Linked DNA regions of Homo sapiens: region 1 is linked to region 2. A link is a loop called in an ENCODE intact Hi-C map of the cell type or tissue named here. Cell type or tissue: PC-3. All regions are shown on one strand. Each heading gives the region's core, and the rest is flanking DNA. Links, peaks and the distances in the headings are about the cores only. Region 1 overlaps LOC105379028 (a long non-coding RNA gene). Region 2 has its middle 89 kb from the start of MAP1B.

Region 1 (11,881 bases), core at 647-8,646, 84 kb before region 2:
CACCCACTGCCCACTCCTCACCCTCACCCTGTCTGTGCATGGGAATGGGATGAGTTTCCATTTTCGGAGTGGGGGTCTTTTCTCTTGTTGGAGTTGCACTAGTCAGGCCTCTGCCTTGTGTGCTGTGTATGATGTAGCCAGGTTCTCAGGAACTGGGATAGCCACAGTGGGCAGATGCGGGGCTGTGGGTACCCCGCCTAGGAAGACGGAACCTGTCTTTTCTTTGACCTTGTGGCTTTAAGAAGACGAATTTACTGATATTTACCAATATCAATATTTACCACCTTCACTTAAAGAATACATCAAAAATGCAAAACTTAAGCCTACTATTGTTCAGGCCTTGGATTCTACTCTGGCAGGGCCAAGGATGAAAAAGTACTGGCTTTGTGGTGCTCATGGGAAATGAGAGAAATGCAGATGTATTATATTAGATACCAATTTCTTTCCTTAATGTGCTGAACAGATAGTATCAGTAATAACAAAGAATAAAGAGAAGATACTGTCTCTACTCAGCAGGGTTACAGTGACTATAATGTACTTTTCAGTTCCTTGGGGAACACACAAGCAAAATTACCTCGTGACAATGATGTCTTTTAAAATACCTGTAGCATTGGGAATTTTTATTGCCTTTGTTTGTGTTTAGAAGAACTAAAAAATGTGTTTTTTGTTTTTGTTTTTTTGTTTTTTTTTTTAAGGCAGCCTATTTACAACCGTTTCTCACAAACATACTGAATATAGCTTCTGTCCCAGAAAAGGGGAGGAGGGTGAGGAAAGAGCAAAATGTGCAAACATGGTATCATAGAAGACTGGGGAATTCGAGCTTTAAGGAAGAGGAATAGATGGAAATTAGTCAACATAGCTTTAATACTAGAATGCCTGTTAGTAAAATATAGATGATAGATAGATAGATAGATAGATAGATAGATAGATAGATAGATAATCACCTAGATATTCTTAAGATTTCCAAAATAACCCAGTGTCTTAGGTGTTAGCTGCCATGACTTATTGGTCATGTACTCTTTGCTCTTATATCTTTCCTGACACCCTGGCATGGGAGACATGCTGGGCAGCCAAGGGCTGGGGGGTTCCATCCAACATGTCAATCTGATCAATGCAGAATGAAAATACCGTCTGGCCCGCAGTATTTGGGATCTGTGACAGGATCACTAGAGAGTTGCATTCACCAGTAATTAGATGAAGTGTTTCCAACTAGCTGCATTCACCAGTAACTAGATGAAGTGTTTCCAGATAATATTTTGGTTAAGATATTCAATTGCTGTTCAAGAAGTAAGGCCAGCACCAAAGCCCATAACTGGGGTGAGGGGCAGGAAATATGGTGAAGAGCACTGTTTTCTAAAGGTCATCCGTTGGATTCCAGCCTCATCTAGTTTGTGTTTGGTTTTCCTTTCTTTGAACCATTGTTACTTTTATGTATGTAATAGTTTTCTTTTATGCAGTTTATTTCTTTTACTTAAATTTATTTTTAAATGCAATTCTATGTTGCTGTATAAATGGAAACACTAATATCACTTATTAATAGAAAGTATCCCTAAAAATATACACAATGAAGATAAGATGTGATCAAATTCCTGCTACATACTGTTATGATTTGCTCAAGACTCTGAGTCCAAGGCTCTCCTTTCTTGGTTGAAAACAGAGATTGGCCAAGTGTTAGAGAGGTATTAAAGAGATACTAACACCTAACTGAGTTGTTCTCCATGTTGCAACAGAAGATTGGATGAAAATTATAACAGAGCGCTTTCTTACTGTGTGTGTCTGTGCAATTAAACACCATGACCGTGACCACCTAAGTCATCACCCACACTTTGAAAAATAGAGGCATAATGGGAGAACACAGACTAGGGATGCAGAATACTACTTTACAGCTCGGTAACTTTGGCAAGTGACTTACTCTTTTTGATCTTCCATCTCCTTATTTAATGAGAAGAAGAACATCTTTATAACTGTTAAAGTAACTGTAAGAAAGAAGGAAATGATAGAATGTGTAAGCACCTAATACAGTGGCTGGGCATAGTAAGCAATCAAGGGATGGTTGATTCATTGACCTGTTTTCTCCCAGTTACTAAGACAATGGAGCAAAAGCAGTCTTATAAAATGTGCAAGTGATACTGCTACAACACCTCTGAAACAAGAACAGAATATTACATTATTATACTTCAATACTAGAAAAGTAGCCCCTTCCCCTCTTCATCCCAAGAAAATGTATACAGTTCTAAGGAGGAAAAAGGGGGAAAACTAACATATAAGAGCACCAATATTGCCAGCTGCTCAACTGACATCACCTGGATATACCAAAGGCACCAGAATCTTGACATGCTCCAAACCCAAATCATCTTTTACCTCTAAACGGGATCCTCTCTCATTCTTGTTATTTCAATGAACCATAACACCATGTATCCCATGATGCAAACCAAAACCTCACAAATATTTTGGACTCTCCCCTGACCCTTAGCCTCGTGTGCAATCCAGCATGGAGTCTGGTCAATTTCACCTTCAGTATCTCTTCAATCCATCCACGTTTCTCCATTATCACCAACCTAGTCCAAGCTAGCATCATTGTGATAGGTACTAGTGTACCGGTTAGAAAATGGGTTCTGGAGTCAGACTGCCTGGTTTTGAATCCTAATACCATAATTTATTAGCTGTGTGGCCTTAAGCAAGGTGCTTAACCACTCTATACCTTGGTTTTCTCATTTGTATAGTAGAGATGAGTACCGACCTCATGGACAGGAGGACAGTTTAAATATGCAAATTACTTAAAACAGTGCCTTGCATATAATGAGCACTTAATAGGGATTAGTTGTTTTTGGTATGGGGTTAGTTGTTTTTGGCTGTTATTGTTTAACATTTTACTATGGAAAATTTCAAACAGAGAGAGTATAATGTAAGTAACACCCACATACCCATTATCCCCAATCCATAGATTTTTATAGTTTGCTTCTTTAAATCAAGATTGAAATAATGTCTATATATTTCAACTGATTCATCAGTCTTAAACTCCTTTGATCTATGTAATCCTGCTATTTTTTTCCTTGTAATTTTCTGTTGAATAGTGGCAACATTGTTCAGCAGAGTTTCACAAAGCATAAATTTTGCCGATTGCATCACCTGTTGTGTTATTTAACATGTTCTTCTATCTTCTGAATTTTCTGAGAGAACTAAAGTCTTGATCAGATGCAGATTTGATATTTTTTACATGTATACTTCATAGGTAATATTGTGATCTTCCATCAGAAGGCACCTAAAGACTAGTTAACCCTCATTCTGTGATTTTAGCAGCTATTGATGATCATTACCTAGATCCATTATTTCACTATGGATTGAAAAAATGATAATATTCTAATTTTGTTATTATTTATTTGACAGCTAGAAGACTTCTGTTAGGAGAAGCGTTATCCTGTCAGTTGATTACCCTGAGGTACGGTATGTACAGGAAAAGAAGGATAAACAAATGATTTTTTCTCTTTATTTACTGATTTTCAAAATAATTAATTTATTCCAAATCATTCTCTAAAGGTGACTAATTTTTTGTATCATTACAAATATAACTTACATTATTCATATTGATGCTTTCATTTTTTCATCTTTGGCCAGTAGTATGGTAAGGTATCCCTAGCTTACCTTGCACATATCTGGCCTCAGAACCTGGAATGAGCCGTTTCTCTATGGAATCCAAGTTCCTTACGTGGGTAATGGTATTTGGAGACCCCTGTATACCAGGTGCTACTACTATTTTGATCATTGTTTCTAGATATTTTCAGTGGACAGAAATATGAAATAAATTGTTTTTCAAGTATGAGTTCATACTTATACCTCTAACTCAGAATCGGGACTACAGGGATTTTGCCTAACGTTTTATCTTGCATCTGTATTTCCTTTGTCCTATGCCTAGAATTCCAGTTTTCAAAGACTCCAAGGTGACAGAATTAGAACAGCAGATAGTTTCTCATTTTTCTTGTTCCACAATATATACAAATTACCCTCATGGTAGTTTTAGATACGAATGCAACACTTTTGCCAACAATGTGATTACTAAAAACATTTTAAGGTATATAGTTTTTTTGTTTGTTTGTTTGTTTGGTTGGTTGGTTGTTTTTTTTGTTTTTGTTTTTTTTTTTTTTTTTTTTTTGAGACCGATTCTCACTCTTGTTGCCCAGGCTGGAGTGCAGTGGCGCCATCTCGGCTCACTGCAACCTCTGCCTCCCAGGTTCAAGCGATTCTCCTGCCTCAGCCTTCTCAGTAGCTGGGATTACAGGCACCCACCACCATGCCTGGCTAATTTTTGTACCTTTAGTAGAGATGGGGTTTCGCCATGTTGGCCAGGCTGGTCTCAAACTCCTGACCTCAGATGATCTGCCCGCCTCAGCCTACCAAAGTGCTGGGATTATAGGTGTGAGCCACCGTGCCCAGCCTAAGCTATATAGTTTTAAAGTGTAATTAATTCTGTTATATATGATCGTGCCACTAACTCAGTGCATAGTTATGTTCATTTGTTTCATTTTGTTTTCAGTTTTTATGAATTGATTTTTACAATTTAATTTTGCTTTATAGTAATGTAAAATATTTACATGGTTCCAAGGTGAAATCTACAAAACAATTTGTATTTGGAGAACTTTAGCCTCTATCCCTGTCCCCTCCAGCTTTCTCCCTGTCTCTTCCTGTGAGTAACAATTTTTTACCTTGATTTAGCCTTTCACTTTAAAAATGCAAGTAGCAGCATATACATACAATTTTCTCCACTTTGCTTATTTCATCAAACACTATATCCCGGCTATAACGCTACAATAATATATGTTAATATTCCTCATTTTTATTTATAGCTGCATAGTAACCCATTATGTTTATTTACTATAATTTACTCAACCAGTCCATTGTTGGTGAACATTTGAGCTATTTCCAGTTTAATTTATATTGTAAACAGTAGGTCTAGCTATTTTTTTTTCCCATGCAACCTCAATAGTCACCTTACTGGCATCTGTATATCCACAATGACTCACCCAATCCATGCTTCACACAATATGGAGAATGATCTTTTCTGATCTGGTTTTGTTGCCCCATCTCCACTTAAAACACAAATGGCTCCCCATTTTAGAATAAAGACCAGACTTCTCAGTGTCACCTACAAGCTGGTCCCCATTTATCTCAGCAGCTTCATCTGGCCCCTCCACTTGCCCTTACTTTCCAGCATCAGCCACAATGACTTTGTGCCAAACCATCCTTCCCTCCAACACAGGCTTTCCCTTGCTTTTCCTCCTGATGAGAGCACTACTTTTGTCCATTTTCTGTTGCTGTAACAGATTACCACAGACTGGGTAATTTATAAAGAAAAGACTAGTTGAACTCTATGCTCCACAGGAGCAAAGAACATGTCTATCCCCACCCCCACACACCCTTTTCACACCCACCCAGCCACCCATATACCTTAGCATTCCTCTTGCTCAGCATAGGGCATATGCTCAGTCAAAGCATATTCAATGACTAAATGAATGGCTTCTATGAGCCATGGTAGTGTGCTAGGTGCTTAAAGTACTTCAGTGAATTCCCACTGGTATTATTTATATTTTTGATGGCTTAAAGTCTGTATTGATGTCTCTTTCTCATTTCTGATCTCGATAATTTGTATTTTCTTTGTTTTTTTCTTGATCAGTCCAGCTAGGGGTTTATCAATTTTGTTAATCTTTACAAAAACCTACATTTGACATTATTGATAGTTTTCTATTTTATGTATGTGTATATATATTTTCATTGAAGCTGTTTTTATCCATGCTGTTTTGCTCCTAATTTCTTTGGGTTTTATCTTACTTCCTATTGTAGCTGCTTGAGAAGCTTAAGTAATTAATTGTCAGTTTTCCTTCTTTTCTGATAAATACATTTAAGGCTAAATATTTCTAACTCCTGCTTTAGCTGCCCTGTACACATTTTGATGTGTTGTGTCTTTATTGTCATTATCATTCATTTCATAACATTTTCTAATGTCATTGTGATTTCTTTTTTGCCATTAGTTATTATTATTGCTGTTTGACAGATGAAAAACTGACATGGAGAAAAGTTAGACAATTCCTCCAAATCACAAAGATAGTAAGTTGAAAACTTGTGAAAAGAACTCTGCTATGTCATATTTCAAAGTCTATGACCTCCCCTATATGGTACCTTCACTGATGCTATTGAATTTAAAGCAAATAAAGGAAATGAAGCACAGCCCAAGTGTTGATTGGTGGGAAGAATAAAACAGTCAGAGTAAATCTCACATTGAATGAACCTCCAGTGTTGTGTTGTTAGTTAGAATTAAAGTCATTCTCTAGAGTGTAACTTAAGACAGTATGTCATTTAAGGGTCAAGAAATAGTCTGTTTACTCAGCATTTATCAGTCCTTTCTTTCCAAACTTTAAGCTAGCTATAGAAAAATTCCAGAGAGCCTGGGGAAAGAAACAAAAGGAAAATTAGGGAAAAGACTTACAAGGTATGAAGTATTAGAGAACATTTTAAAAGGATAATCTATACGCTATGTCATTGATGGCTGCAGCCATTCTCTATGCCCATAAACTAAATGGGCCTAACTCTTAACAGTGGCTATTAGGTTAGTTAGAAGAGGCATGTTTCTGAAAATTCCATAGTGAACTTCATAGCCAGAGGAAAATATCTTATACTTCTTTCTATTCAATCATCCTTGACTCCGAAAGTGCCTCTTATTTTCTTTTGGTGGAACAGTGGAAAAAAAATATCACACTGGAAGGCCAATTGACTGAAATCAAGTCCCTTTTCCTAACTGTGTGAACTGGGTCCTTCACATCACTATCCTTCAACAACAAGAAAAACAAAAAACATCCTATAAATGTATAAAGAAGAAAATGAAAGTTCTTTCTTTGCTACCCCTAGTTCTCTTCCCCTTCCTAGAGGCTAAACTATTTTGTGTGCATGTGTGTGTGTGTGTAGAATGTACACATATATGTAGGGGATTGGTTCTAGGACTCTGTCCCCTGTGAATACCAAAATTCAGGGACGCCTAAGTTCCTTATATAAAATGATGCTTATAACCTACGCACATCCTCCTGTATACTTTAAATAATCTTGATTACTTATAATATCTAAAACAGTGTAAATGCTATGTAAATAGTTGTTATACTGTATTGTTTAGGAAATAATGACAAGAAAAAAGTCTGCACATGGTCAGAACAGATTCAACCATTCTTTTTTTATATATTTTTTTCTGAATAATTACAATCCATGGTTTGTTGAATCCACAGATGCAGAACTGGTGGATATGGAGGGCTGACTGTATACATGTATCTTCCCCATATAAATAGAACAATATTTTATATACTGTTCTTCAAATGGCATTTTCCCTTTGAAGCTCTTTTCAAATATGTAAAAATCTATTTTTAAAAACTGCTGCACAGTAGCTCATAGAATGAATCTACCATATTTCCTTTACTCTTTCCCCTCTTGGTGGTCCTTTAGGTGGTGTTTGGTTTTTTTCTATTATAAATAGTGTGCAATGACCATGCTTGTAAGTGCTTCTATACTCATATATGTTTCTCTGAGCACAGATGCCTAGATCTAGAAGCCAAACAGATGGGTTGAAGGTGATACCTAATTTTAACATTTGATGACTCCTGCCAAATTACCCTCTGAAAAGAATTTAACAATTTATATTCCTTCCACATCATTGCCTCTTTCCCCACATCATAATGTAAGTCTTCTTATTTTTTACTCACCAAAGGGAGAGAAATATTTACTGTTTAAAACTGAGCACCTTTTAAACTGCTTTTCTTTCTTTATTGGCTTAACTCTTCAAGATGTGTCTTTTTTCTGATTGGACTATTGTTTTTATCTTTACTGGCTTTTAGAAGCTCTTTATATAATCTGGATAATAAGCTTTCGTCATCAATATATGTTGCAGATATTTCCTCTCAGTGTGTCATCAGATTTTGTATTTATGTCTATTTATTATGTCTGTGACCATACAAATTATTAAATTTCTTATAAGGTTAGGCTAAGCTTCTTTCTTTATGAGTTAATGGGGGTTGTCTGTCTTAGAAAGGATCTCTCATTCCAAACCTTAAAACTATTCTCCTAATAATTTTAGATTTGTTCAACTGAGAGAGTGCTTAACTCAGGAGATCAATAAAGGTTCATAGAGGAAGAAGTATTTGAAATTGTCCTGGAAGAACAATATTTTTCAACAGGCAGAGATGGAGAAAGGACAATCTACATGAACAGAACAGCATGAGCAAAAAGAACTGGTAGAAATATATTGAGCTTATTCTTGAAAATAGCTAGCAGTTTACTCCTCCTTTCTTTTGTATACTAACAGCAGCACACTGAACAAACTGTTCTGTCATCTTGTTTTTATCACTTACCATATCTTTGAAATATTTCCATAACCATCATAAGGAGTATCCCTATTGCTTTTTGAGCAATGCATAGAATTCCATTTTGTGTGAATATCATAATTTATCACTCTTCTATTTTTATCACTCCTCTGTTGATGATGACTTCCAGTCTTTTGATAATATAAACAGTGCTGTAGTAAATAAAGTTCTGTATATGTCTTTTCCCACAGGTTAGAGACTATCCATAGGATAAATTTCTAGCAAATTGCTGAGTCCAGGATATGCATGTTTGCAATTTTGGAAGATCTTAAAAACTTGCCTCCTATAGGTGTTGTACCAGTATATACTTCTGCCAGTAATAGATGGGTGGGCTGCTGATGCCTCAAAATGTAAGTATTTTCAAACTTTTAAATTTTAGCCCATTTAACATAATTTAAAAATTATGTCTCTGTGTGATTTTAGTTCCATTTCCCTTATTATATATAAGACTGAACATCTTGGCATATGTTTAAGGGCCATCTGCATTTCCTTTTCTGTGCACTGTCAGCTTATATGCTTTGCCCATTTTTTCTAGTAGATGGTTAGTGTTTTTCTTATTGATTTGTATATATTCTGTATTACTCCTTTATCACATTGCCACAAAGAAATGCCTGAGATGGTGTCATTTATAGAGAAAAGAGGTTTAATTGGCTCACAGTTCCACAGGCTATACAGGAAGCATGGCTGAGGAGGCCTCAGGAAACTTAACAATCATGGCAGAAGGTGAAGGGGAAGCAGGCACATCTACACATGGCCAGAGCAGGAGGAAGAGAGAGAAGGAAGAGGTGCTACACCCTTTTAAGCAACCAGATCTTGTGAGATCTCACTATCGTGAGAATAGCAAGGAGGAAATCTGCCCCCATGATTCAGTCACCTCCTGCCAGACCCCTCCTCCAACATTAGGGATTACAATTCGACACGAGATTGCCGGTGGGACACAAATCCAAACCATATCATATTCTTTATACATTTGGGAAATTAACTTTTTTCTGTAATATGATTTACAAATATTTTTCTCAGATTGGCATTTGTTTTTTGACTTTTCATATTGTGCATTTTGCCATGGGAAGTTTTTTTTGTCATTAAATTTACCTATTCTTTCATTCATATGGCTTCTGGGTCCTATATTATACTTAGACCTTTACCATTCTGAAATTATGTAAGAAAAATTCTCTCAGGGTTTTTTCCTAGTAATTTTAAGACTTTACTTTTAATATTTTGGATTTATCCAGATGTAGACTATAAGATAAGGATCCACATTTTTTCCCCAGCTCTACATTTTGCTGCTAGAAGATTTTACAAAATTTTGCAATTACTTAGTAACTTACATTTCTTCCCAATTGATTTTGAAATCTGTAAGAGCAGAAACTTTGATTTCATATTTTTATTCTCTCACATGCCTGCCCTTTAATGCACTTCAACCCCAGCCCCAAGTTTTGCCTAGTACTTGGCAGTTAGGTAGTTGTTACTTCTGCATCTCTTGACTGCTGGGGAGGAAAGATTCCACCTGAGTTAAGGCAAGTCCTACCCAGGATGTGGCTGCAAATGAGACTGCAAAGTTCTCGACCGATGTCTTTTCATTAAACTCTGGCTTTTACCAAGTACAAGTACCAAGTGAGTCATACCGACACATGTAGAGGATGGCATCCTGAGGGGAAAAGAATTATAGTGGAAATAACCAAGGCTGCTTGGAGAAAAGCTTCTCAGCTGGCACTGCAGAACAGCAGCCACTGCCACAGCAAACAGCAAAACAATAACAAGCTTACTTGCAGAAGGTGGGAAGCTGCAGACGTAAATGCAGGCTCCCTTCCCAGGCTACCAGCAGTCCCTGGGGATGAAGTAGTCTAAATGGGCAGCAGTTGTGGAGTCCTCCCCGCTCACAGGAATGGAAGATGTCACTCACTAGCAGAAGTGCTCTGGGGTGGCAATGAGGAGTACTGTCTTTGGACTCTGACAGGAACATCTGGATGGCACCAGGCTCAGGGAGACGGGTCTTGTGTGTCCTGCTAAGCACTAACAGCAATAATTGAGCAGCAGCAATCTGCCTCACATCATTCTAGGCCCTAGGAGGGCACAAAGTTGGTTCTTGGCTCAGGTTATCAGGAAAGTAACGTATGTGCGTACAAATAAAGTGTCCAACAGCAGAAAGGGATGCCCTGAACAGTCCAGGTTGCACAAAGGAGTATGGACAAACAAGTAGTTTCATCCAGCTGGGAGCACTAGGAAAGCTCAGAAGGAGGATGCCTCCAGGAGCCAGTGAGTGTATTCTGTCACCAGGTGCCTTGGAGAGTGGAGGATCTGGAGGGCACTTTTTGAGGCTGATAGGAAGAAAGCAGACGGGTGGAGTGGTAGATGGAATGACGCCCTCACCCTCTGCAATGTTCACATTCTAATCCCTGAGATATGTGAATATGTTACTCTAGCTGACAAAAGGGACTTTGCAGATGTGATTAAGGATTTTGAGCTGGGGAGGTGACTCTGAATTACATGAATGGGCCCAGTATAATCACAAGGGTCCTTATAATAGGGAGACTGGAGTGTCAGAGTCACAGATGAGCTGTGATGATGGACGCAGTGGTGAGAGAGAGATGTGAAGATGGAAGGAGAGGGCCATGGGCCAAGGAATGTGGGTGGTCTCTAAAAGCTGGAAAAGGCAAGAAAATGGATCCTCCCCTAGAGACTCCAGCAGGAACAAAACCCTGCTGACACCTTGACTGTAGGACTTCCAACCTCCAGAACTATAAAATAATAAATTCATGTTGTTTTAAACCACTAAGATTGTCGTAATTTGTTACAACAGCCATGGGAAATGAGCACAGGTGGATTAGACACTTCAAGAGATGTAATTTCTTTGTGTAATTCTTTCTGGGAAGCTCCATGAAGCCTGACATTTAGTACAGATGTGCCCCAATCCTGCTCCATGTTACGAACTATAATATGGTAGAATTGGGCAGGAACAGACCAAAAGATCGGGGCTGCTGTGAAGCCCCCTGCCTTGGCACTTCTAGTCTTTGTGCTTCTCATTCGCAGCATGGTCAGCATATGCAGCGTTCACCCTCTAAATCAGTAGGAGCTGGGCAAGAGCATCTGAAAACCACTGGGTTTTAAAATAGTGATACAATCGAAGTTGTGCTTTAGGAAACTGGGCAGTTTCTCTCAAATCCCATGGTCAGCAAGTATCTGATTTCCCCTCAGATGGCATTTCAATTTGCCATTTCTGAACGGAGCTTGGTTCTTAAGAATTCTATAGTTGCTTATGGATTAGTTACTGCAGAGATGAAGTCTTTCTATATGTGTGTGAACTTTTAAAAAGTAAAGTCATATACAGATACCAGATGAAAAACAAAGTTTTCAAATTGTGATATCTGGGCACAAAGGGATATTCACTTATTTGGTTGTTCAGACATTCATTCAATCAACACATCTTTAGCAAGCATCTGCCACGTAGCAGATACTGCTGGAGTCGCTGGAGATGCAATGATGAGAAA
Region 2 (16,845 bases), core at 4,810-12,809:
TCATATAGATATCATGTTGTTTCTGCACAATTAGTTAGAATTCCACATTGAATTTTCTTGAAGCTTTTGTCAAAAAATCAACTGGCCATATATGTGCAGATCTATCCATGAACTCTACTGGGTTTCATTGAGCAATTTGTTGATCCTTATGCCAATACCACACTGAATTGATTGCTATAATTTTATAGTAAGTCTCAAAATCATGAAATGTAAGTCTTCCAAATATGTTCTTTGTCTTTCAAAATGGTTTTGACTACTATATAGTCGAAATGGTTTTGACTATATTCTGTGCATTTCTATGTAAATTTTAGAATTCTGGTAATTTCTACAAAAAAAACCTACTGGGGTTTAGAATGAGATTGCATTTTCTCTGTAGATCAATTTGGAAAAAAATTGACATCTTAATAATAATAATATTGAAAGTATATATGTCTTCCAATCTATGAACTTGGTATATTAACCCATTGATTTACAGCTTAAAAATGTCTCTGAATAATGTTTTATAGATTTTGTGCATCTTATGTTAGTTTTATCACTAAACAATTGGGGTATTTTATGCTATTATGAAATGAACATTTGAAATTTTTTTCATTTTCTGATTGTTTGTTGCTAGTATATATAAGTGATTTCTATCTCTTGACCTTGTGTAGAGTGATATCGTTAAATTATTTATTATTTTTAATAGTTTTTCTATTGATTCTTTTGAATTATTTATGTATACAATCATGTAGTCTGTAAATAATGTTTGTTTTATTTTTTCCTTTTCAATTTTTATACCTCCTTTTTGCTAAGCTTATTGTACTGGCTTGGATCTACAGTAGCATATTAGTGACAGTGGTGATGGTGAACATCTTTGCTTTGCTGCTGAACTCAGGGATAAGCACGTAATATTTTATTATTAAATATATTTGCTATAGAACATTTCCTTTTAATCTTAGTTTGCTGATAATTTTTATCAAGAATGAATGTCTTGTCAAATCCTTTTTCCTACACTACTGAGATAATTATGTGATTTTTTCCATTATTCTATTAATATGGTGAACTACATTGATTTTTGAATGTTAAATCAACCTTACATTATTGGAATATAACCATTATGTGTTATCTTTTTATATATCACTTGGTTTAATTTACCAAAGTTTTGTTTAGGATTTTTCCATCTATGTTCATACATAAGATTGGTCTGTGATTTTTTTTTCTTGAAATGTCATTCTGAGGCATTCACCTAATGAAAGTAATGCTAGTTTTATTAAACAAGTTGAGAATTATTCATTATTTTTTCTTTTTCTTTCTCAGAAGAGTTTGTGTAAGAATAGTATTATTTTTTAAAATAAAAATTTGGAAGAATTCATTTGTAAAGTCATTTAATCCTGAAATTTTTTTGTAAGAGTGTTTTTAACTAGAAATCCAAATTATTTATCAGATAAGGAAATATTCTACTTATTTTTCTATTAATTTTAGAAAGTTTTGCTTTTCAAGGAACTTGTACATTTCCCTAAATTGTCACATTTATTGCCACAAAGATATACACTTAAATCCAAATATATCAGTACTTACAGTAATTGTAAATAGACTGAGCACTGAACTTAAAGAAAATTTTTAACAGTTATTAAAAAGTAAAACCCAATTAAATATGTTTATAGAAGATAAACTTTACATATAAGGATACAGAAAGACTGACAGTAAAAAGATGGAAAAAGATATACCATGCAAAGCAAAGACTGGTGTAGCTATATTAATTTCAGACCAAAAAAAGACTTTAGTCAAGAAATATTACTAGAGGTCATAATATTAATAAAATTCGTAACTAACTCTCTAGATTAATATAATAAAGAAAAGAGAATTTACCCTTTTGTCATAAATTTTTATTATGGCAAAAAGGTAAGTCCAACAGAAAGATTTAATGGTTTTAAGTTGTATAAAATGAATAACAGCTTCAAAGTATGCTTTTTGCTTTAGCTTTAGCTTTTGTTTTAGCTTTAGCTTTTGCTTTAGCAAAAGTTGATAGATTAAAAGAAACAGACAAATGTATAATCATAACTGAAGATTTTAACATACCTCATAGAACGAAAAGAAAAAATTATTAAGGAAATAGAAGCTTGAACAATATGATTAGACAACTTAATTGAACATTGCATCAAACAACTTCAGAATACATTCTTCTCAAGTTCATATGGAATATTTATTAAATACCATGTGTTGGGCTATTAAACAAAGAGACATTACTATAGACACTACAGATATGAAAGAAAATAAGATTATATTATGAACAATTTTATGCTAATACATTTTACAATGTAGAAGACTGGCTTTTAAATATTGAGTATCCTTTCAGAAGGATTACTCTGGCTGCAGTGTGGAGAACAGATTAGATGGGGGCAAGACCAAGGCAATGAGAATGTTAGGAGTCTACTGCAACAATCTAGGCAAAGATAATGGCGACCTATACAAGGAGGTGGTGGTAGGGGAACTGAAGAAAGAATCAAATGAAAGAGTGAATAATAAAGGACAGCTGAGGCTCAATGATTAAGGAACATTGCAAGACGTTGATTCAAATAATATTTATTGAGTATCTAGTATGAGCCAAGTACTGGTTACAATAGTCAGCAAGTATAAATATGGTTCCTCTCTTAGTGATGATGCTTATCTATGATTGGCATCAGAACCAGAAGTTGTACCTTACAGTCCTAACTTTAGTTTCAGGCCTAGGTGCTTTCCACAAGATACAGCAGCTCAGATCTCTCCTCTGTTATACAACTTGCTTTAACAGTTGCAATATTCTCGTATCTGCCTTTTTCAACCACCATAATGGTCAGGTTCTTCCAGGCAGCTGTTATTGATCTTAAAATGTTATAAGATTAAGCTGAGTCCTCATAAATTTCATTGGTTTGGCTCAAAGTTACATATACTAGGAAATGGCTATTCCAAAAATCAATATGCTTTCCTTTTAAAATGGAGAGGGGTTCTTTGTCATAGTGGTGTTTGCAATCTGTTGGCCACTAGCGCCTTCTTCTTGAGATAGGTCAGGCCAAGGTTTGATGAAAACAGCTTCTCCAAGCCACTGTAATCACCTTTGTTGAAAGCAGGGAATATGAAAAGTCTGGCAGCCTGGATTCATCTGGTTTGCTTTTTGTTTCTCCTCTGAACTATACAGAATATTGCAGTGGGAACATTTTTGAAAAGAAGAAATCAAGGCTCAGAGAAATAGTTATTTGCAATGTCATCCAGCTACTTGCACGTAGACCCAGAACCAGAATCCAGGACTTTCCCGCACTCTTTTATCTAATACCAGCACATCTGCATGACAGCATTGAGAGCCAGGGGTCTATCTAGTTCTCACTTGTTTTATATTTTGGAAAAATAAAACTTTAGCTTTTGTTCCAAATGACTATTTATTTCCAGTTCAAATCCTCCTCTCTATTCAAATCCTGTGTTGGCTCTCCACCATTGTCTCTGGCTGAAAGGAGGCCAGAACCTGAGCTATGCAAAGTAGGAGAAGTAGGTGCTATTTGAGATGATTTCAAGGACTCTGGGAAGGGCCTTATTCTTTCCACCTCCTTTTAGAAATCCAAACTTTCTAAAACAAAAATTTTCATTACATAAGAAGAGCTAAAGCCTGTGTTACAAATGCCTCTGGAAAGGGAAAGGGAAAGACCTCAACTGACACTGAATAGCAAATAATTGGCCTTGAACTCCTTCCTGGTCCCATTTTTTGACAGTCAGAAGAGAATATAATGCAAGGGCACTGGATGTGTTAGGAAGGATAGAAAGAAGTTTGCTGAGCTAGAAGAAAGGATAGAGGAAGTGTGTGTGTTGGAGGAAGAGGGAGCCTTTGGGGTGGAAGCAGGAGCTTGTCTACAATGTCAACTCTACATATCACAGCTTGGTTCTGCCTGGTCCTATCTGTCAGTCTGAGGTGCCCACATCCTAATGCTGGACCTGAATATACTGAAACACTTCCATTCTGGGTGCCAGCAACAAGGAATATGGGGCAGGGAAATGTCTTCAAGCCAGTGAGCACCCAGCCAGTTGTTCACCAGAGAGGGATCCCCACGCTTATGGCAATTAAGCCTTGTGATTAGTTCTTGGTTATTGGAATTGCCATGAAAATTGTTTATGTGAGGATTTTTTAGGGCAAACTCCTGTGCATGATACTATAATGGGTTATACACATCATTAAACATTTGCCCAAACCTACAGAATGTACAACTCCAAGAGTGAACCTTAATGTAAACTATGGACTTTGAGTGATACTGGTGTGTCAAAGTAGGCTCATCCATTGTAGCAAAGGTACCATTCTGGTGCGGAATGTTGACAAACTGGGGAGGCTATGCATGTGCTAGGGCAAGGAATATATGGGAAATCTCTGTACATTCTCCTCAATTTTGCTATGAACCTAAAACCGCTGAGATCCTGAATGAGATCATGTCCTTTGTAGGAACATGGGTGAAGCTGGAGGCCATTATACTAAGCAAACTAATACAGGAACAGAAAACCAAACACTGCGTGTTCTCACTTATAAGTGAAAACTAAACACTGAGTGCACATGGACACAAAGAAGGGAATAGTAAACACCAGGGCCTACTTGAGGGTGGAGAGTGGGAGGATGGTGAGGATAAAAAAAACTACCTATCAAGTACTATGCTTATTACCTGGGTAATGAAACCACCTGTGCCCCAAACCCCTGTGACACGCAATGTACCTGTGTAACAAACCCACACGTGTGCCCCGAACCTAAAATAAAAGTTACAAAAGAAATAAATAAAAAATAAGGTCTATTTAAAAAATATGTGTGCATGGTGGACTGGCTGGGAGTTCCTGCAGGAACACAAAGTGGAGGCGGCAGGGTGAGGCGCTTTGAGGGCTGGATAGGAATGAGGAAATCTGTGCTGTCATCCAGGTTCTGCTAAGTGTGGGCCCCTGGCCTCTGTTTCTTCATCTGTAAATGAGGAGGATGGGCTTAGGGGCCCACAGCCGCCTTCTGATCTAGGATTTTATAGTCTCCAGGTAATATATTTTTCCAGATTCTATCTTCTTGAGAGAAACACTATCCCTAGGAATAAAGGGATACCTGGGTACAAAGAAAGGACCTGTTTTCTCATTTGAGACCCTCAGGGCTCCCTCCAGTATAGAGGTTTGCTCCAGATTCAAGGGGGCCTGTGTGTTCTGGCCCTTCCTCAGAGTAGGTGCGGGGGCTGCTCATTGGGTGGTAGAATCTTTTCTGTGCCTCCCAGAATCCAACCTCTCAGCTGGAAGAATCACTTTCCTCCCAAGAGGAGCTTCGGCCATCAGCCCAAGCCCAGGACCCTGACAAAGAGGTAGGGTGTTGATTTTCTGGCAGGAAGGCTGTGTCACTTCAGCTTGCTGGACTGTTCCTCCTGTCTTCCCTTCTCACTCTGCCTGCCCAAGAGGCCACCCATGGATCAGCACGAGCTTCAGAGAAGATGTGTTTGTCTTCCTTTTGCAGCTCACAGCAAACAGTGATTCCACTCAAAGCAGAATGTTATTTTAATATCAGTTGGTGGTTCTATGTCTCTCACCTATGCCTTGGGACTCAGCCTGCACCCCATTCCCTCACCAGATTCCAGGACCTCAGCCTCTCCAAGAGAGTGGCAGACCCCAGCTCTGGGGCGTCTGCTGGGTGAGATTTCAGGTCACCATCTCTCATATTCCCTTCGAATTCAGATCACTATCTGCTTGGTCTCCTGTACCATGCTAGTTTGAGAGAGACAGGCGTTAGGAACTCTGGCAGTTTCTAAGCCTTTAATCAGCAAAAGCATTTGATGGAATCAAGCAAATTTTCAAGGTTTTCCTCCTGCTTATCCAGCAGAACACCAAGCCTCAGCCCCTCCATTCTGGACTGCAGCAGGCTTGGCTACAGAATGCTCTGAGCAGCTGCTTGCTGCCTCACTGCAGGGATCAAGCCCATCTATTTAGTGCCCCCTTGTCATTGGAAGAGTAATTTATTTCCCTCACTCTCTTTCATTCAAACCGCTGCCCACATCTTTCTTTTCCTTCTAAGTGTTTTCATTCCTTTTCCCCCTCTTCTGCCTAAGCAACCTTTTCCCACCTTCCTCTGCCTAAGCACTTAACTATGGGCTACTCCTGGGATATATGAGATGACTGATAGAGATTCAAGGAGTTTAAATCAGACCAGAGTATTACAAACACACACTCCCATGCTCCCCCCACCACCCTGCCGACTAGCCCTGGACAATGGCATTGGAGGTGTAAACACTAGACCAGCAATCTGTCTTCAGAAGAAGGGATTCCCAGGTTCCTTTCCTCTCCCCTCTGGGAATTTCCCACAGAAGCAGGGAGCCAAGCTAAGGACAGACTGCACAATTTTGCCCTTTGCCTTTCCTGGAGGTCTGTAGCTTGGTGGCTGGAAGTTGAAAAGGATCTTATTACATAAAAAAGAGCAATTGTCCATCCAAAGTTAGGGGAGTGGTTTGCTATGTATTAGGTTGGTGTGAAAGTAACTGTGGTTTTTGGTAGTACTTTTAATTGCAAAAACCGCAAATACTTTTGCACCAGCCTAATACATAAAAATGAGGACAATTCAGCCGTCAGGAAGGACTTTCTTTCCAGGTAGCTGGCCAGGCTTTGTCCTCACTCACTACTTGATCTGAGCTGGGCAGCAGCTGGTGCTCTGGGCCCTGAGGAGAGTGAAAGCCCTTGGTGGTGCAGCCCTGGGCACCAGATGAATCAATAGAGAAGAAGGCCAGGCTTTTTTCTGGTCACTTTCTTCTCCAGTCTGTTCTAGGTCATGGGAGAGACCAGAACTGTGGCACAAAGTTCATGAGATACCAGCAAGGAGCTCATTGGCTGGAGGAAAATTGTCAAAGCTATTAGGGATGTGATGTGGTGTGTGTGTGTGTGTGTGTGTGCGTGTGTGTGTGTGTGTGTGATGTATCTGTGCCCGTGAGGGAATGCTTGCAATATTAGTGACTTTTATTTTAGGGTGATGGAATGTATTGAAAACATTTTCTTTGTTCTTTCTTCTTACACAGAGATAGACTCATGGATGTGCACTCTCTTACACATTCTCTGTCAAGAAAACCGTTCTTCTTTCTGTATGTCAATCAAATGGGGCCTTCCGGTGTCTCTAATTCAATATCTTATTTCCCTTAAGATCTGGAGAGAAAGCTCTGATATAACCTCTGGAGCATAAGAGGATGCAGAGAAATTTGCAGCAGCTTCCTCCTCTGCCATCTCTTCTCCCTCAATGGCCCTCCAAGGAGCCATGAAAGAGAAGAGCGTGAAGCAGTCTGGTGAGCTGAGAGCTGAATGCAGAGTTCACCCTGGAGTCAGGCCAGGCAAGCTAAATGGCTGAAGCCCTACCTGGGCAGCTTAGGCTTGTGGTGAGAGGGTGGCAGGGTGAGGGACAAGTGAGGCTGCTTCACCCCAGAAGAAAGTCCTGCAGGCAGGTCAACATGGTGGCACCTGCAGAAGCGGGCTTCTGTGCCACCGTCCTCCATTCTTGGCCTCTACTTGGCATTCTGAATCTCCCCTTCCCCTGCCACAGTCCAGCAAAATAGCTCTCAGTAAATCAATAATTTCCAACCTACTAAAAATGAAAGCCAATCTATTCTTTCTCCAAGGGTTATTTGCATTGTAAGCCTGAGCCCCAGTTACTAAATAAAAGCCATTTCACCTTCTAAAGGAACAACACACATCAGCTCAGAGATAGGAGAGAAATTGCAGGAGCAAGAGTATCTTTTAGACTTTACAACTTCAGTTTACTTCCAACCCCCGTCCCACTCAGAAGAGGACTAGGAGGCTGCTTCCAAGGTTTGGCTTTTCAAGTTGGGAAACTCTCCTCCGATTGCCATCAACAGTATCTGAAATTGTCACCATTTATCTCTTAAGGTTAAAGCATTTCTTTAACCTTCTCATTACTCTTCTCATAACTCTTTAACCTTAACTCATTCTTTAAAGTCACAGTTTCCAGAACCATTACCTTGAAAAGGAGCAATTCAGTGCTTGGACAAGAGACCATTCATTTTCACATTGTAGACATCTCAGACCTGAATGGGACACCAAGCAAGCTAATTTCAATGGGCAGAAGGGGAAAGAGGTTTAAATTGAAAGTCAGGAGACCTGAGTCCATGAAGAGCTACATGGACCCTTATCCTTTACATCCCCATCTGTAAAATAAAATATCACCTGTTTTTCACAGAGCTGTTGTGAGACTCAAGAGAGAAAGTGCATGTGAAAGAACTTTTAAAATGGTAAGTCCCATAAAAATGTAGGCTGTGGTAACACTTGAATTTGTGAGATATAACGTCTTCCTTGTGCTGATTGGTCCCAAGGCACTGGGCCTGCAATTCAGGTACCTGCCACTAGAGGGACAGTGTTGTCATTAGCCTGCAAAAATCCTATACAGTCCACACTTCTTTGGCACTTCCTGCTGATGTCTAACAGCAGTTGTCCAGATGTTTCCATGCATGCTGGGACCCCAGGCTTGGCTAACAACCCCTTCACAACAAGTATAAACTTCATTTGCTCCACATCAGGCACTTGGTATTAAGTCTATATTTCCTCTTAGAACCTTCTACTCCCTGAAAGTGGTTAAGGAAACCAAGAGTAAATGAATTTTTGTGTGTGTGTGTGTGTTTGTGTTTGTTTGTTTGTTTGTTTGTTTGAGACAGAGTCTCGCTCTGTCGCCCAGGCTGGAGTGCAGTGGCGTGATCTCGGCTCACTGCAAGCTCCGCCTCCTGGGTTCATGCCATTCTCCTGCCTCAGCCTCCTGGGTAGCTGGGAGTACAGGCGCCCGTTACCACGCCCGTCTAATTTTTTTTGTATTTTTAGTAGAGACGGGGTTTCACCGTGTTAGCCAGGATGGTCTCGATCTCCTGACCTCGTTCTCCGCCCGCCTCGGCCTCCCAAAGTGCTGGGATTACAGGTGTGAGCCAACGCGCCCGGCCTAAGAGTAAATGTTTTTAATAAGTCAAGCCTGGACTCTTTCTGGACTCTCTCTATTGTCACTCTGACAAATCAAGTTTACTTACATCCTGAAAATCAGGCTGCTAGTGCCATCCTGCTAATGTTTTCACAAAGCCAGACTGTTCTGTCTTCGGTGACCATGTTAATAGGCTAGACTTTCTTTAAGCTTTCCCCAAGTGCATCCAAAATAGCCCAGTCCGCAGCAGTTAGTGCCAAAATGCAACATCACAGGTCACCGCATCCTCTATCTATTTGCCAACACTTGTGTCTCATTTTAGAAGAGAAAAATTGTTAGTGTGATACAAGCAATAAGCCCTGAAACCCATCCCCCATGGGGTTTGGCTTTAATGGCAGAAAATGAGGAGAAACTTTTAAGCCAATTGATGGGATGCAGGACTCAGAAAACTCTGGGAGTTGCCAGAGTCACAGGGTTAGATCCCAACTCAGACGCATGCAGGAGATATTCCAGCTCCTTTCTCTGACTTTGGAACCAGCTTTGGGTACTAAGAAAATTCAGTGATCTTTTACTCTATTTTCAGTTTCCTTCTTTACTTCATTTCTATGCTTCCCTGTCTCCAGAGAGTTGGGGATAGGGGTGCCATTACTCTCATAGTTTCCTTCCTGCCTGAATACTGGGTTCGGAAGAGTGGGCTCCTGAAGTCTGTGCAAAGGCTAGACTCATTTAGAGTGGCAACCAGGTGCTGGTCTTCTAAAAGATGCCCTTTGGGTAGGAGCTGAATGTGAAACTGAGGTCTGTGGGGCTAAGCTGAGGACTCCCTCATCAGGAAAGCTCTGCCTGAAGTCCTAGATATCTGCTGCATGTCTGTAGAGTAGAGGTGGAGACCCTTTTTCTAAGAGGGGAAACCAAGCAGTACTTTGCCTCTGGTTTCTTTCAGAACAGACAAGGTCCCAGACCTATGGGCACTCAGCCCCAGCCTATGTGTTGCCACTTAATGGGCCTCCTAAAATGTCCCTCTAACTTCCAGGGAGGCGTCCTTGAAGAATCAGATCCACAGTGGACATGGGGGTAAGGGAAAACAAACATTCCCTTTTAGGGCCGTCACAAAATAAAGCCCAGCTGCTCCAGGATCTGTCTTTCTGTGCAGGTAGTAAGCACCAGCCACAGATGTCCAAAAAAAGGATGTCAAAGCTTCATCAACCATTTGTATCTTAATAAAGTTCGGGAACTAAGATACTAAAAGAATGACACCCAGTACTAGGGGATAAAAGAAAAACAAAACTGGAGGCTGAGATGTAAGATCTTTTGCAGAAATCACTAATTTATGTATTTATTTGTTTGTTTGTTTATACATATATACATGCATATAGGCACCTCCTTGTTCCACATTGAATTGATTCACTTATTTATTCAAATATTTATTGAGCACCTGCTGACATTGTAAGCAAAACCAGACACAAACACTACCCTAGTGGAGTTTACAGTCTTGTGGGGGGAACAAATATTGACACCAAATCACACAAATAGCACAATGATAATAAACTGATAGGCACAGTGTAGGAAATGCAGAGATCCACAGAGGTGTGGCATGTGGGAGTCAGTGTGCAATGTGCTAATGAGAGTGGATGGTTACATTTTTAAGGATGCTGTGAGCCTTTAAATGCAGACACTATTGAAAATTAAATTATAGTCCAGGCGCGGTGGCTTACAACTGTAATCCCAGCACTTTGGGAGGCCGAGGTGGGTGGATCACTTGAGGTCAGAAGTTCGAGATCAGCCTGGCCAACATGGTGAAACCTGGTCTCTACTAAAAATACCAAAAAAAAAAAAAAAAATACATGCATTAGCTAGGCATGGTGGCCTGTGCCTGTAGTCCCAGCTACTCTGGAGGCTGAGGCATGAGGATCACTTGAACCCAGGAGGCAGAGATTGCAGTGAGTCAAGATTGCACCACTGCACTCCAGCCTGGGTGACAGAGCAAGTCTCCATCTCAAAAATATATATATTAAGTTATATATGCTAAAAATTACACGATTTATATTAAAAATGAGATACATATTTTAAACCCATTACTTCCTAATTATTTTACATTTTACTATTATCTATGCTTTTGAGGTTATTTATATTTTTTATGTCTGCATGTTGGAAATACTATAGAATGATGTTTTACTATGTCTGTCTTCCTAACTCTGTTGGACATCATGTTGATAGCTTAAAATTGGCCACGGTGGGAGTATTTATACCACAGATAAGAGCAAACAGTGGCTTTTGTTGTCCCAGACATCTGGCTGTTAAACATTTTCCAGCACACCACTGCATGACGCTGTGTGGCAGGGAGGGGTGACCTAACCTGAAGATAGCATGTGTGTAGACACGAACACCGGAAGTGTAGCAAATGCTGCTAGTTGTCCACCCACACTCATCCTCAGCTTGCCCTTTAAACAGCCACGGTTTTGTTCAGGCTGGCAATTTGCCCAGCTACGAAACCACATATCCTAGCCTCCCTTGGAGCTTGGGGTTGAAGCCACATGACCCAGCCCTGGCCAATGAGATGGATGTGGAATCTGCTGCCAATTTCTGGGAAGAGTTTTGCTTCTTGACGTGGGCACCGCCCCTTCCTCCTTACTGCTTCCTTCTTGTTCCTGCCTGCACTGCTGGCTGGAGGTGGAACAGCCATTTTGTGACTAGGAAGGGACCTCAAGGGTGAAACATGCCAAGAACAACAGCCAGGCAAAGACAGGAGGAGCTAGGACAGGGATGATTATGGAGCTGGCAGCCCCCCGGACTGCCCACCTCTGGGCCTCTTCTTAGGTGTAAAATAAACTCCTATTTGGTTAAACTACTCAGATGGGTCTCTTTACATGCTGCCAAGTGCAATCTCTTATTCAGTAGACTTTCCTGAAGAAGTGACGTTTGTGCTGAGTTGATGGGAAGAGGCAGGAGTTAAGCATCAGCTAAATGGGGCATTTATTTTGTGCCAAGTAAGCAGGCTTACTGTTTCCCAGCTCTCAGGTGTGCATGCCTGAGTTGACTTCTCCCTGCAAAAGATGCCTGGAATACGCCAGGTGAAAGGGAAGACCATGATGGGGTTGCTGAGGCAGTAGCAGTTTTGTTTTGTCCCTGGCGGATTCATATCATGGGTTAATTGGCAGTGGTGGTGGGTCCCTATACAAAAGGCTGGAAGGTGAATTCAGACTGGATCCAGCCAGTCGAGGCAGCACTAAACTGCAACCTCTCTTTCTCGCTTTCCCTACCCTGGTCCACAACAGCTTTCAAATCTTTCCAAATCCTCACCCCAGGACACGCTAGGCAGCCCTTTCCTGCCTGCTACGAAGCTGCTTTCCTAGGAAGGGGGCTTTTGAATTCAAGTGCAGAAAAATCTTCATATTAAAAAAAAAAAAAGCCTTCAACCGGTTGCTAGGGTTTTGTGTATCCTGCTTTAGGGAGCTTTCTCCAATGAAAGAGACTCGTCGCTATAGAAACTGCCACGTCACAGGACTTCTGTACAGCAGCGTCTGAGACTTAGGCTGCCTCTTCCAGGACAGGTTTTATATCAGAGCCCCTCTCACAGAAGTGTGTGCCTGGGACTGGGGAGGGAGAGGACCCTGGAATTGTCAGTGGCTTTAAATATCCCTCCCTCCCTTTCTTTCCTGCTCCCCACTTCTCTCTCCCTCCTGCCCCCCTCCATCTCTTCTTTCTCCTCCCTCTTCATTGCAAACAGAATGCAAAAGCAATTGCAGTAATACAGAGCATTTCTCTGTATGTCCACACTTCTTCTTAGCCATGGAAAGATGACGTTGCTACCACACCCATGCACATACACATGCACACACTCAGTTCTGGTAAGATAAATGGCAGCTTGGAAGGGACTCATTTGATGCAACACTCAATAATTCCATGTTTATGAGGACTCAAGGCTAACTCAAACCACTTGAGTCAAGCCCCTGAGTCAAAGCCCTTGAGTCAAGCCAAGGGAAGTTCACACTGAGGCAGTTGGAGGTGTGGGGGACCTTCTTCCTCTATTAAAGAGACATGCAAGGTCACGCATCTATCTTCTAGGCAAAGCTATTGTCTTCCCATATTAAAATACAGGTAGTCTTTGCCTTTTAAATAGGGTTATCATGTAGTTTATCATCCCAAGTGGGACATCTACAAGAGGAGCTGTTAGTAATTATACTAGGACAATGTCATATACCAGGATTGTCTGGGCAAATAAGGACATTTGTCTGATCCACTTGTAACTTGCAAACACATGCTTAACAAACGATGCACAAGAGAAAATGGCTTCCTGCCCCTCATCTTCCCTGAAGAGCTCACTGCTCCTGAAAACTGAGACATTTGGGGGATTGGAAGCTTTTGAATAACACGGGGGTTCAGAAGGAAAGAAAGAAATGAGTTGAAGGGTTAGCAGATTTTCGAGAAGATTCTTATATACATAATACTTCATACATGTGTATCTGAAGCATAAATACCCACTCCCGATAGAAGAGAGTGGCCATTTCCCCACACCCCCACCAACACACGTCTTCTTCAATCTTACAAGCCACAGTCTCTCTAATGTTCTTATAGAATGAAGTCATTCCTCTTATGTCTGGCTCCACCTGCTTTGCACACAGCCAGACTTATCTCCTCAAAAACTCAGTGCTGGCATGATGAAGACAAGCACAGTGACTTTAGGTCACCTTATGCCTCTGCGTGAGGAAGGTGCCAGAGCCACAAGACAGCAGGAGCTGGCTTCTTCCTAACGTGCTATAAAATCCCATAAGGCAAATCCCCCCACTACTTTTCTTTTTCAGAAATTCCAGCCTGTTCATGCTTGTTAATTTTCCCAAGCAAACGTTAGCATCAGCTAATCCCTTCACAGTTTTTTTTTTCTCCAAGTATCATCTTGAAGTATTTAACATAAAAGTTCATTTAGGGAGAAATGACACCTCTATGTTGTCTTCTTGTTATTTACATAAGAAATGCTTTATCTTTTCATTTAAGTCTCCTTTCATGTTAGAGTTTTGTTTTTGTTTTTGTTTGTCTGTTTTATAATACAGAGCCTTGAACCACAACTCCAGACAATCTGATTTCATATCTTTGGAGCTGGGTCAGGGAAAAGAGCATCAGCGGTATAACAAAACAGGCCCAAGGCTTGAAAGATAACCTTAGCATAATGTATTTCACATCATTGCCTACAGACTGCCTCAAATCTTGAAATTAGGAGGCAAATATTTTTCTAACTTGCCCTTTTTCTAAATTATTAATAATCATGGGTAAAACAGCCTTTTACGTGCTACACCAGGAATGTGGCCAAGTGTGTTGATGTGGAAAGAGGCAAGGTTAGCCCAGAGGACATGGGTTAGAGGAGGAAGAGGGGAGGAGGAGGGAGATGCCATTTTTGGAAAAGTCTGGGCTTTGGTTTCCCACCAGTGAATTTCATTTAAATAAAAAAAGCACTCCACATATGTATTGCTATGACAATACTAAGTCTCTTGCTCTGAGTTTCTTAGTATGTGTCAAACCAAACAGAGTCAACCCTACTGCCCAAAATTGTTGTGAGGCTCAAATGAAACCACATATCCATTTATACTGGAACAACTGTACCATATCCCCAAACTGTAAAATGATTAAAAAGTGAAATGTCATTATTATTACTTTTTTTCTCATGGGAAATTATATTTTAAGTTATAAACATGCGACCTGCATTTTGAAATCCAACATGCCCTTGAGTTTGGGATCCTTGCAGATGGCAAGAGTTCATGCCTATGTTCCCTACGTGCTTTCAGAAAGAAAAGCAGTCAGGTGAGGATTCTTTAAGGATCAGCCAGCTCCTTTTAAAAGGTAAAGAGGTGTTCTCGGCCGGGCGCGGTGGCTCACACCCAGCACTTTGGGAGGCCAAGGCAGGCAGATCACCTGAGGTCCGAATTTCAAGACCAGCCTGACCAACGTGGAGAAACTCTGTCTCTATTAAAAATACAAAATTAGCCGAGCATGCTGGTACATGCCTGTAATCCCAGCTACTCAGGAGGCTGAGGCAGGAGAATCGCTTGAACCTGGGAGCCAGAGGTTGTGGTGAGCTGAGATCACGCCATTGCACTCCAGCCTGGGCAATAAGAGCGAAACTCCGTCTTGAGGAAAAAAAAAAAAAAAAAAGAGGTGTTCTCTTCTCTTCCACATCCCCTCTTGTCTCATCTCATGGGTTTCAGGATTTTTTTTTTATATCCTATTTGTAATGGGCCCTTAATGCTATTCCTCATCTTTTCTTTCCTTTTGATACTTCTCTTGCCCTGTCTCTCTTTTCTCAAAAATATAGAATTGTCTTTTATCTTCCCTTAAAAAGAATCACTTCCACAATGATAAGTTAGTTCACATTTTTTTGGAAGTCCCAACAGTACGATGTAACAGAAGTGTTCACATTCTTTGATTCCTCAATCCCAACCTTGGGCAACAGTCTCAGGACAGCAACTCAAAAGAAGAAAAAAAAGACAAAAACTACATGTAAAAAGATAATTACAGAAAAATACTGGAAAATGTTCAAGGATGCAAATAAACTAGTGCTGAATTTATAAGAGAAAATAACACACAACTTTAAGGAAGAAAAGTGGAGACTTTGCAGAAATGTTTTTGCATTGCTTATGATAGGTGAAAAATTAAGAATACAAAACAATATCCACATTATGACTAAAATTACGTAAAATTATGTTCATAAATAGAAATGATCAGAAGAGGACAGAGAGGGGAGACAAGGCACAATCGCTGTGGGGCTGCTTTAATAATACAGAGTGCACAAAAAAGGAAGATCCTCTCGAGGGCTCCCCCCGAGCAGTTCACCCTTTCTTCCTCATTTTCCAGCCAATTCCAAAATACTGTAAGAAAAATAGAGGGTTTTGCATCAAGTAACATTGAAACATTTATTTGCTAAAAACCAAGTGTGAATTTTTGACATCTTCCCAATTGCTACTCCAACCACCAGCTGCCAGTAGAACACAGGATTGTTCTGCGGCTTCCTATAAACATCATACAGTTGTCATTAACTAAGGGTCTTGTTATAATGTAAAAAAATGGCAACTTTGCTTTCTTAAAGCAGGACGCTTCACCAGGCAAGGAAGTCAGCATGAGGCTGCGTGCGGCACAGCCCTCATTTGTGTACTTAAAATTTGTTTACTAAAATCTTTTATTACATTGTCATTAACAATGTTCCCAAATTTTTGCAAACACAGGGACTCAAACCACATCATAAATTAAAAGCAGGAACAGACTGTACCAGTTTGCTGGCACTCAAACATGATTAGCTTATTGGGCCATAAACCCAACTTTTAAAAATATAAGTAAATAATTTTAAGTTGGAATAAAACCTATTTAGTAATCAAGTAGGACTAGGACAGAAGCACTAAAATATTCTATGAAGAGCAGGGATGCATTATCCTATTCAAGTTTGTACTCTCAAATCATTTATATATTTTTCCTAACTACTTCTGAATTCACATTTGTTCTGGATAGGTTGGGTAATGCATATTATGTATTTGTTTAAATGCTTTATGTAAATGAACTCATTTAATTATCACAAATAACCCTAAGGTGTAGGTAGAACTATTACCCCCATGTGGCAGATCTGTAAATTGAGGCCCAGAGAGGCCACACTACTATTAAGTGACTAAGCCAGGAGTCAAACTGGGCTGTCCAGCCCTCAAGCGTATGTTCACGGAGAAGTCACCTATAGCACATCAGTGTTATTACTTTTGACTTAATAGTGCCCTGGCGCAGGTGTCCAGGGAAGGGTTCCAGGAAAGGAGGACGACACTGCTAGGGTGAAACACGCAAAGTGGAGAGCCAGAGGAACCCGGGGTGGACAGCCTGGGAAGGACATTGAAGCCATTGGGATTCGTTTCCTTGCTCCTAAGCAAAATGCTTGCTCAGCTAGGCTCACAGACTGGTGGTGACGACAAACTTTG

The links. Hi-C counts contacts between places; a loop is a spot of excess contacts. Peaks named below come from ENCODE experiments on the same cell type or tissue, not always from the same donor. Only the 100,000 strongest peaks of a DNase experiment are listed, where the experiment ranks them.
Region 1: a loop joins it to region 2, with 2.6 times the contacts of the local background. A loop is called at or near these places in 6 of 110 quality-filtered maps.

Annotation. Positions count from the first base shown.
Region 1 is chr5:72,095,141-72,107,021 of GRCh38, reverse strand. It overlaps LOC105379028 (a long non-coding RNA gene), which reads left to right. Exons shown (of 3, transcript XR_007058813.1): 3 at 3,388-11,165. Among named protein-coding and RNA genes, the nearest start is that of MAP1B, 6.4 kb to the left of the region's middle. In PC-3, for the core only: no CTCF peak of the experiment used is centred there; a DNase peak (open chromatin) is centred at 4,991; H3K27ac peaks cover 864 bases.
Region 2 is chr5:72,009,861-72,026,705 of GRCh38, reverse strand. No RefSeq gene overlaps it. Among named protein-coding and RNA genes, the nearest start is that of MAP1B, 89 kb to the left of the region's middle. In PC-3, for the core only: CTCF peaks have their summits at 8,137 and 8,336; a DNase peak (open chromatin) is centred at 8,345.